Regions from separate parts of the Homo sapiens genome. Here regions 2 and 3 are each linked to region 1. Evidence: chromatin contacts called from ENCODE Hi-C or POLR2A ChIA-PET data. All regions are on one chromosome and are shown on one strand. Each heading gives the region's core, a stretch centred on a gene start or an enhancer-like site at or near the end of the contact. The rest is flanking DNA. Distances are from core to core; before and after follow the strand shown.

What was found. Hi-C counts contacts between places; a loop is a spot of excess contacts on that map. ChIA-PET counts read pairs that join two places held with the same protein, here RNA polymerase II (POLR2A). Pooled maps may share reads with other maps.
Region 2: a loop to region 1 is called in a pooled map, with 6 times the contacts of the local background. The contact joins two enhancer-like sites. A Hi-C loop is called at or near these places in 1 of 168 maps with a recorded cell type or tissue (PC-3), 5 of 37 single-sample maps with no recorded cell type and 8 of 50 pooled maps. POLR2A ChIA-PET finds 5 or more read pairs at or near these places in 3 of 52 experiments (Panc1, activated CD4-positive, alpha-beta T cell and activated naive CD4-positive, alpha-beta T cell).
Region 3: a loop to region 1 is called in a pooled map, with 5 times the contacts of the local background. The contact joins two enhancer-like sites. A Hi-C loop is called at or near these places in 9 of 37 single-sample maps with no recorded cell type and 8 of 50 pooled maps. POLR2A ChIA-PET finds 5 or more read pairs at or near these places in 6 of 52 experiments (IMR-90, SK-N-SH, activated CD4-positive, alpha-beta T cell and 3 more).

The regions. Positions count from the first base shown.
Region 1 is chr11:116,879,898-116,882,597 of GRCh38, forward strand. The region is part of intron 6 of SIK3 (SIK family kinase 3); the gene reads right to left. Among named protein-coding and RNA genes, the nearest start is that of APOA1, 44 kb to the left of the region's middle. RefSeq lists a silencer at 158-207. Within about 2 kb of position 1,439, at least 3 of the 41 ENCODE cell types and tissues checked have a DNase peak (open chromatin) inside an H3K27ac peak, as active enhancers do.
Region 2 is chr11:117,025,742-117,028,441 of GRCh38, forward strand. The region is part of intron 1 of SIK3 (SIK family kinase 3); the gene reads right to left. Among named protein-coding and RNA genes, the nearest start is that of SIK3, 71 kb to the right of the region's middle. Within about 2 kb of position 1,395, at least 4 of the 41 ENCODE cell types and tissues checked have a DNase peak (open chromatin) inside an H3K27ac peak, as active enhancers do.
Region 3 is chr11:117,061,900-117,064,599 of GRCh38, forward strand. All of the region lies in intron 1 of SIK3 (SIK family kinase 3), which reads right to left. Among named protein-coding and RNA genes, the nearest start is that of SIK3, 35 kb to the right of the region's middle. RefSeq lists enhancers at 1,340-1,449, 1,630-1,729 and a silencer at 2,511-2,700. Within about 2 kb of position 1,397, at least 4 of the 41 ENCODE cell types and tissues checked have a DNase peak (open chromatin) inside an H3K27ac peak, as active enhancers do.

The sequences.
Region 1 (2,700 bases), core at 189-2,688:
CATATGTTTATCGTTTGCAGTTACTTAAGAGGACAAAAGTGTTCTTAATTTAGGAAGTTGTTAAAGACTCCTGTGTAGGGAGAAGGCTAGGACCAAACTGTTGTTAAGGCCTCTAGATGGCACTCTCCTGTTTTCCTTTGGTCTCCACACACAATTTAGTGCATAAGATGACCAAAGCTGAATGGTGTTCAGTTACAGGCTTGCTTTAAAACAGATTTTTTCCAAGGCAATTTCCTTAAAAGCAAACAACAATAACAACAACACCACCACACACACAACCAAACCAAAAACAGTACCATAATAATTCCTAATTAGAAGATATATCTAGTTCAATTTCAGGATCTTGAAACCTCTATTCAGTCATCCTTAACCATTATTTGGCCTCAGATGCCTTGAAAATTCTCCAAAAAAAAAAAAAAATCTGCACAAGAATTTATACACAAGACCTTGCATGTAACTTTAGACTACTCAACGATGTCCTATGAAGCCTGCATAGATCCCCCAGACCCTGGTGTCTACAGGCCCCAGATTAAGAACCAAAACAATTCTTGGTTACAGTGTCAAGGGCAAGAGCTTTTTAATCTTGACTATCCTACATAATATCGAACGTGCCAAGGAACAGAAATTTAACATTTTTCATATGTGGTGCAGATGGAAAATATGACAAAATGCAGAAAGCTAGAGTATCATCATCAATTCATATTTCCTAAGTGTCATGTAGTTCATGAAATTAAATTCAGATGAGATTTGAAGACACCATTCTACATAAAACATGGAAACAGGGTGAAAACGAGGGGAATAGATGCTCTCAAACCTAAGAACACAATCACCCACAGGACATTCAATTTACAAGCATGGAAAGATGGAGCCCTCACATTAAACAAAACATCAACTTTTCCAGATACCAAGAACTACTCTATTTTATTGTCTAAAAGGTCCCTGTTGGCCAGGCATGGTGGCTCACGTCTGTAATCCCAGCACTTTGGGAAGCTGAGGTGGGCAGATTGCTTGAGGCTAGGAGTTCGAGACCAGCCTGGCCAACATGGTAAAACCCTGTTTCTACTAAAAATACAAAAATTAGCTGGGTGTGGTGGTACACACCTGTAATCCCAGCTACCCGGGAGGCTGAGGTAGGAGAATGGCGTGAACCTGGGAGGCGGAGCTTGCAGTGAGCCGAGATCGCACCACTGCACTCCAGCCTGGGCGACAGAGCGAGACTCCGTCTCTAAAAAAATAAATAAATAAAATAAATAAATAAATAAAAAATAAAAGGGCCCCATTATTTGCTCCCACCCAAAAGGCAGGGCCTCTGATGCTAAATGAAACTGAACCACTTTGGGCAATGCAAGAATATGCTCCTCTGCTTGTGTGTGCCAGAGAAGCAGCTTCCCTTCAGAGCTGCTTTCATCTGCTCCATGCAAGACGCCAAGCGGTCTCCGCAGTGAGAGTCACTGTGGGCCCAGGAAACCTGATCTGCCAACAGAACGTTAACTAGAGGATGTTCAGCACAGGCCTTGCCCTGCTGCGCTGCCAGGCATTTGGATGACTTTGTGGGGAGAGAGCTGCTGTATGGGCAGGGTCCTAAAATGAGAATTAAGTTGACATAGCCAGTGTGAGTCCGTATCTGTGAAAGCAACATTTTTTTTCTTTTTTTTTGTCCTTGATAATAAAACAAATTTCTCTAAGTGGTTACAACAAACCAAAACAATTCTTGGGAGATAAGTCTTCTCCATAAGCCGTGTGGATTTGACTGAAAATAGTAATGTCCCTTTGGCATACCAAGAGAGCAAAAATGAGAGAAAGATACATAGAAAAGAGTAAAAAAAATAGGGAAGAAGAGAATGAAAGACTAATAGAGCAATTCATTCAACAATATTATTTAATCATTACTAACATTTATTGACCATTTACATGATAGGCAAAGTGCTAAACCCTTTAAGTTAATTTAAGCATCTACTTCACAAACCAACCCAATACTATTATCTCAATTTTATAGACAAAGAGAATTTAAAATCAGAGAAGTTGAGAAACTTGATCAGATAATAAGAGGCCAAAGCAGAATACAAATTCTGGTCAGTCTTACTCCAGGGAGCTCTTAACCTACATGGTACCTAAAATAAACACATTATTGGTATTCTGGGTTATGAAAACAAACCAAAACAATTCTCTCCTCTGGCAGATCAGATGCCATGTCATCTTCACAGGTTCCATCATGACAGAATCACCCACAAGCTAGGTTAGTACAAAATGGGCCAGGCAAATAGATGGTGCAAAGACCAAGAACTAGCTTTAAGGGGAGACGGCAAGTTGGATGGATTAATGAGGCAGGGACATGAGAACACTAAATGGGGAGCGTTGTCTTATTCATAATTTTGCTGGTGAGGATTAAATACACTGTGGTAGAGCAAACTTATTTATATACTCTAGTTGTTGCAAGGTGATGAAGACTATGATGGAAGGCTTGAAACAGAAGGCTTCCCGAATCAAGGATCAAAGATAAGAGGAGATAGGTAAAAATTTAAGGAACCAGATCATCAGACTCTTCAGGCTGATCCTATGAAGGAGGGAAAGCCATTTGTCCCTGAAACCCTGCATGTGACACCAAAGAACAGAACATGGCAAAACAATCCTTTCCAGCTCTGTGGTGAGCAATGGCATAGAAGAAACTGAGTCATGGATTCTTTCTGACCACATAAAGCT
Region 2 (2,700 bases), core at 145-2,644, 150 kb after region 1:
TTAAAAGTGCTCTGCAGACTGCAGAGCATTATATAAATTAAGGTTATTATTTTTATTGTTAGGTGATTATTAACCAAGATGACGTGGTGAGTCAAGTGCACAGTCAGACCTGGAACTCAAATCCCCTGACTACCTCTCTAAGGCTTTTTCCACAACTTTATGTAACACTTGTGTTCAATACTAAGCCATTGTTATCAAATTCTCAAATTTGGGTTTTATACTAACCATTTGTATTGAAAAAAAATGGTGCCATGCATAAAACAAAATCCTTTAAGATTACATGAAATAAATGTAAACCCAAGGAATTGATGGTCTATCCAAGCCAAAAGGGGGAAATGTAGATAAAGGATATACAGTCGTGCACCATATACCAACAGAGGTCCTGTAAGATGATAACGCTGTATTTATACTGCACCTTTCCTGTTTAGCTGTGTTTAGATACACAAATACTTAACCGTTGGGTCACAACTGCCTACAATATTGAGTTAGGAAAATGCTGTATAGGTTTGTAGCCTAGGAGCAACAGACCATACCACATAGCCCTAGGTGGGTAGTAGGCTATACCATCTAGGTCTGTGTAAGTACACTCTTATGATGTTCCCACAAGGAAACAATCACCTAATGATGCATTTCTCAGAATGTATCCCCATCGCTAAGCAGTGCGTGACTATACTTGCATTCTACAATATGATATATCATGAATGGTTGTTAAGGCACTAATGAAACAATTTTGACCATTCTGAGCTGCTGTGTACTATTGACATGCTGAAGAAAACCAAAAAAGCCCATAATGTGGCTAAATAAGAACTTCAGCATGTACATATTGATCAGAACCCAACTATGATTTTTAACAATTAAAAATGTCCCAAAGCAAAACATGGTTGAACCTCCAGGTCAGATGTAAATATAATTTGATGAAGTCATCTAACCTACAAATTACATATTAATAAATGACTGAATGGGCATACCTCTGCCACAAGCCTTACGTGGACAATGAAGAGAAGGCTGGTGCTGGCAATTTAGTGCTCTAGTGTCTACCAGCTCTCCAGCTGCTAAGCTGTCCCTTTCATCAATCTAAAATGAGTCATCATTGTTTCACCCGTCTAAAGGGCAAGGCAAAAACAGTGAAATTAAGAAACTCCATGGAAAAAAGAATGGAGAAAATAAAGCCAGAGATGTCATTAAATGTAATACAAGTAAGGGGGTAAAAACATATTATTCAAGGAATTTCTAGGGCTAATGCAAAGCTACTTCTTACGGAAAACTTGGAAAATACTACCAACGTAATTTTGTTTCAGAACACAAGAATTTTTTCTAAAAAGTTGTGTTTATAAGCTCATGCATATTCATAAAGTGATTCATTTGGTAGGAACATACAGTCATCCAGATGCGATGAAAAAGCAACAGCTTTAAATGCTCAATCTACCCATCAGACTTAAAGGTTATAGTAGCATTTCTTGAAAACACATTAGTCATCTCTGCTCTAACTATACATCTCTGTAGAGAAAACATGGAAAACAGGGTTGACTGGTAGTACACAAGTTTGTCACTGCTGATCGTTAGAAAAGTCAAACCACATTCAAAAATAATATGGAACACTATTAATATCTGCATGTTTCATCATCCTGTAAATTTCACATCCTAGACCATAAGCATCACAAACAACTTTCAGGGAAGGCTGTTTTCTTTTTTTTTCTTTTTTTTATATCTGTTTGTTTGTTTGTTTGTTTGTTTGAGATGGAATTTCACTCTTGTCGCCCAGGCTGGATGGAGTGCAATGGTGCAATCTCGGCTCACTGCCACCTCCACCTTCCAGGTTCAAGCAATCCTCCTGTCTCAGCCTCCCGAGTAGCTGGGATTACACGCGCCCGCCACCATGCCCAGCTAACTTTTGTATTTTTTTTTAGTAGAGATGGGGTTTCACCATGTTGGCCAGGCTGGTCCTGAACTCCTGACCTCAGGTGATCCACCTGCCTCAGCCTCCAAAAGTGCTGGGATTACAGACGTGAGCCACTGTGCCCGGCCCAGGGAAGGCTGTTTTCTAAAACTGACTCCCCCTGACCCATCTTCAGCGTCTGAGCAAGTGATGAGACAATGGGACAATAAAGCAATGGGTCAACAATGGCAACCAAATTATAGCAAAACCAAGTAAATTGATCTTGTAATTGATGAGTACGTCTACCCAAAGTTTTAAGTAATTCTCCTCTCACTTCGTTCAAGACAATGCATTATGCATGTGCAGCCTACATATAGAAGATGCTTTTTATTACTGTTAACAATATTAACTAAAATTTGCAGAATATTTATTTTAAAAGCACTTTTATTATTACTACTACTACTGTTAATAGTATTACTACTACTACTACCACCTCCCTTTTGCAAAAGAACTAAAGATCAGAGGAGGGAAACAACCTGCTTAAAATTATATCAACACTAAGAAATGACGGTAGGACTCAAACTCAATTCCTATGACTCCAAAATCTGTGACTTTTTTCTTAAAGTTAAACCCTTTTTTCATTTTTCAGCATGAAACCCTTCATTCATTCACTCATATCTTCATCTACTCAAGAAATATTTATTAAACACCTACTACATGCCAGATGCTAATCTCAAGCCCTCAGGAAACAATTAAGAGTACACAGTTCCTGCTCTAGGCGGTAGAAAGCATGTGTTACAATCTAGTATAATAGGGACAGCTTA
Region 3 (2,700 bases), core at 147-2,646, 180 kb after region 1:
TAAAGATACAGTAATTAAAACAAAGTATAGGCACATAAATAAATAAAGAGTGTATGTTAATATGACCGTTTCAAATAAGTGAGTAAATGATAAACTGATAGGGCAATTGGGTATAGATTTTTTTTTTTTAAATAAAAAAGTCAAGCCAGGCACAGTGGTTCACGCCTGTAATCCCAGCACTTTGGGAGGCGTAGGTAGGCAGATCATTTGAGGTCAGGAGTTCAAGACCAGCCTGGCCAACATGGTGAAACCCCATCTCTACTAAAAATACAAAAATTAGCCAGGCGTGAACTCCACTGTGCCCGGCCTGCTAATGTTATATTTTCAGTAGGAAATAGGCTAATATTTCAGCAGGCTAATATTTTCAGTAGGAATTACAAGCTTTCTGATTTTCCCTCGAAAATTACTTAACCCTTTGGAAATATATTCTCACGTTATCCAAATTTTCCTAAGAATTCTTAAAGTAAAAATATGTCAAATTTTGTCCTCCCCAAATGGGCCACAACGTGCATTTCCATTGGCCCTCTGATCAAACCTAGTTCCAGTTTAGTTTCAACAATGAACCATCTAAGCCAGGCAAGAAATTTAACAACATAACACCAAATATCGGCCCAAAATGGAACCCATAGGTCCAAAATATGCCTAATAGTAACAGACAGCAATTGTTTAAAAGTAATTGCAAAGAAATACAGTAAGTCCAAATTCACTTTAGTTTCAATTCTGAATCATTTCTCAATCTCTAAACTGGAAAAAAAAAATTTAGCCATTTGTCACCTCTGACTAAATACAGGCTAAATGCAGGCTTCAGTCCCCAAATCACTAAGTGTGGAAAAAGTGCATGCCTTCAAGAAAAGTGCCAACGGGAGGATTTTCCCAGAAAGAGTGGTTCACATACACAGTAGGAAAATCTTGTATAGGTAACTTGGCTACCAATTTAATTCCCTCAACCAATTTGGAAACTAATGGAAGTAAATGACTAAGAACTAAAATACATCAGACAGCATGGAAAAAAACATACGTATTAAAAGCACACAATGTGATTTAAGTTTGTTTTTAATTGCCTTTTGCTGAAGTTGGAATATTAAATTCTTTTGCTGCAGATAAATCAGAAATCAGCTTTACTGGTTTCCTATAATGTTGCACTTAGAAATGTTCAGCTGCTATAATGAATTACATGACTACTTAAAGGGGTTTCTTACTCCTTGTACAATATTTAAAAGAATGTATTACATGTATATCTGCCTTATACTAACTAATCTTCATATCATTGGGTCTAAATTATTAAAGTGATATAAACTACCAGTTATTGGAATTAAACACCCTCCCCTTTCTCTAAAACTGTTAGCTTCAATGAGTACCCACGTCTCAGAAGCTATGACCATAACTACACTGAAACCATAAATTAGTGAGATTGGAATTCCCCCACAAAGGAGGGGGAAGATTCAATACCTTTTCTCATAGCTGTAGCAGGCAATACTCTCTTGGTTTCTCAGAACCACTAAGTACGGCAGTCTCCTCTGCCCAATGTAAAGTCAGCTGCCAGGCTATCTGTAACCAAACCGTAGAACCTAGTTTCCCTTTCTGAAAAGGTAAATAATCCTTCTGGCCTGATTTACCAATAAAGATGTGAGTAAAAAGAAATTATCAAGGAGAGCATACCCAGGCTTTAACTTCTTAATGAAGTTTCTTTTTTTTTTTTTTTTTTAGATGGAATCTCACCCTGTTGCCCAGGCTGGAGTGTAATGGCATGATCTCGGCTCACTGCAACCTCTGTCTCCCGGGCCTCAGCCTCCCAAGTAGCTGGAATTACAGGCATCCACCACTACGCCTGGCTAATTTTTTGTATTTTTAGTAGAGACGGGGTTTCACCTTGGCCAGGCTGTTCTCGAACTCCTGATCTCAAGTGATTCGCCCCACTTCAGCTTCCCAAAGCTAGGATTACAGGCATGAGCCACCACGCCTGGCCTGAAGTTTCTTAAGATTCCCCATCTTATAAGAAAAAGACAAACCTTGTTGGTAATGTTAATACCAATAAGTACAAATTGCACGCTCCATATCTCATATTCAGTCAGAAAAAAAAAATTAGCCTTCAGGGACACTGATAACTTTATTATATGTTAATGAATACAGTATCAAAAACATCTGGAAAAAGTACCCCTGTTAAAGAGCACAGCATTAAGAATTCACAGAGGCTGCTCAGGATAAAGCCAGGTCAAAACTAAGGTCAACATCCTTCAGGGTTTTCAATGTCAGGGTCATTCATGTACTGAGACTTAAACTTGATCCTGAGTATAATTTGTCAGTAACTGCCAAGAATTTAAAAAAGGAAAAACAATAATTTAGAGTGCCTGTATTATCTAATTTATAGTAGACTTCATTAACACCAGAGAAACATCACAATTCCTATACCCCTACAACTTTTTAATTATCTCTTCAAGACATCTTAAATGAAAACAGCATATTACTTATTGCCTCTCACTCTTAACTCCTTTTTCTTTATTCTTTGAGATTGCTGACTCAAAGCCATCTTGGGCAATAAAGACTGGTTCAGCATTCTTCCAACTCATCTAAAAAACATTTTACATTTAGTGGCAGTTCAGTCTTTAACCACAGATCACATTTCTTTTCTACTGATAAGCACTGTCACAAATCAGAATTAACAATACAATTTTAGCATATTATCTTATCAGACTTCATAAT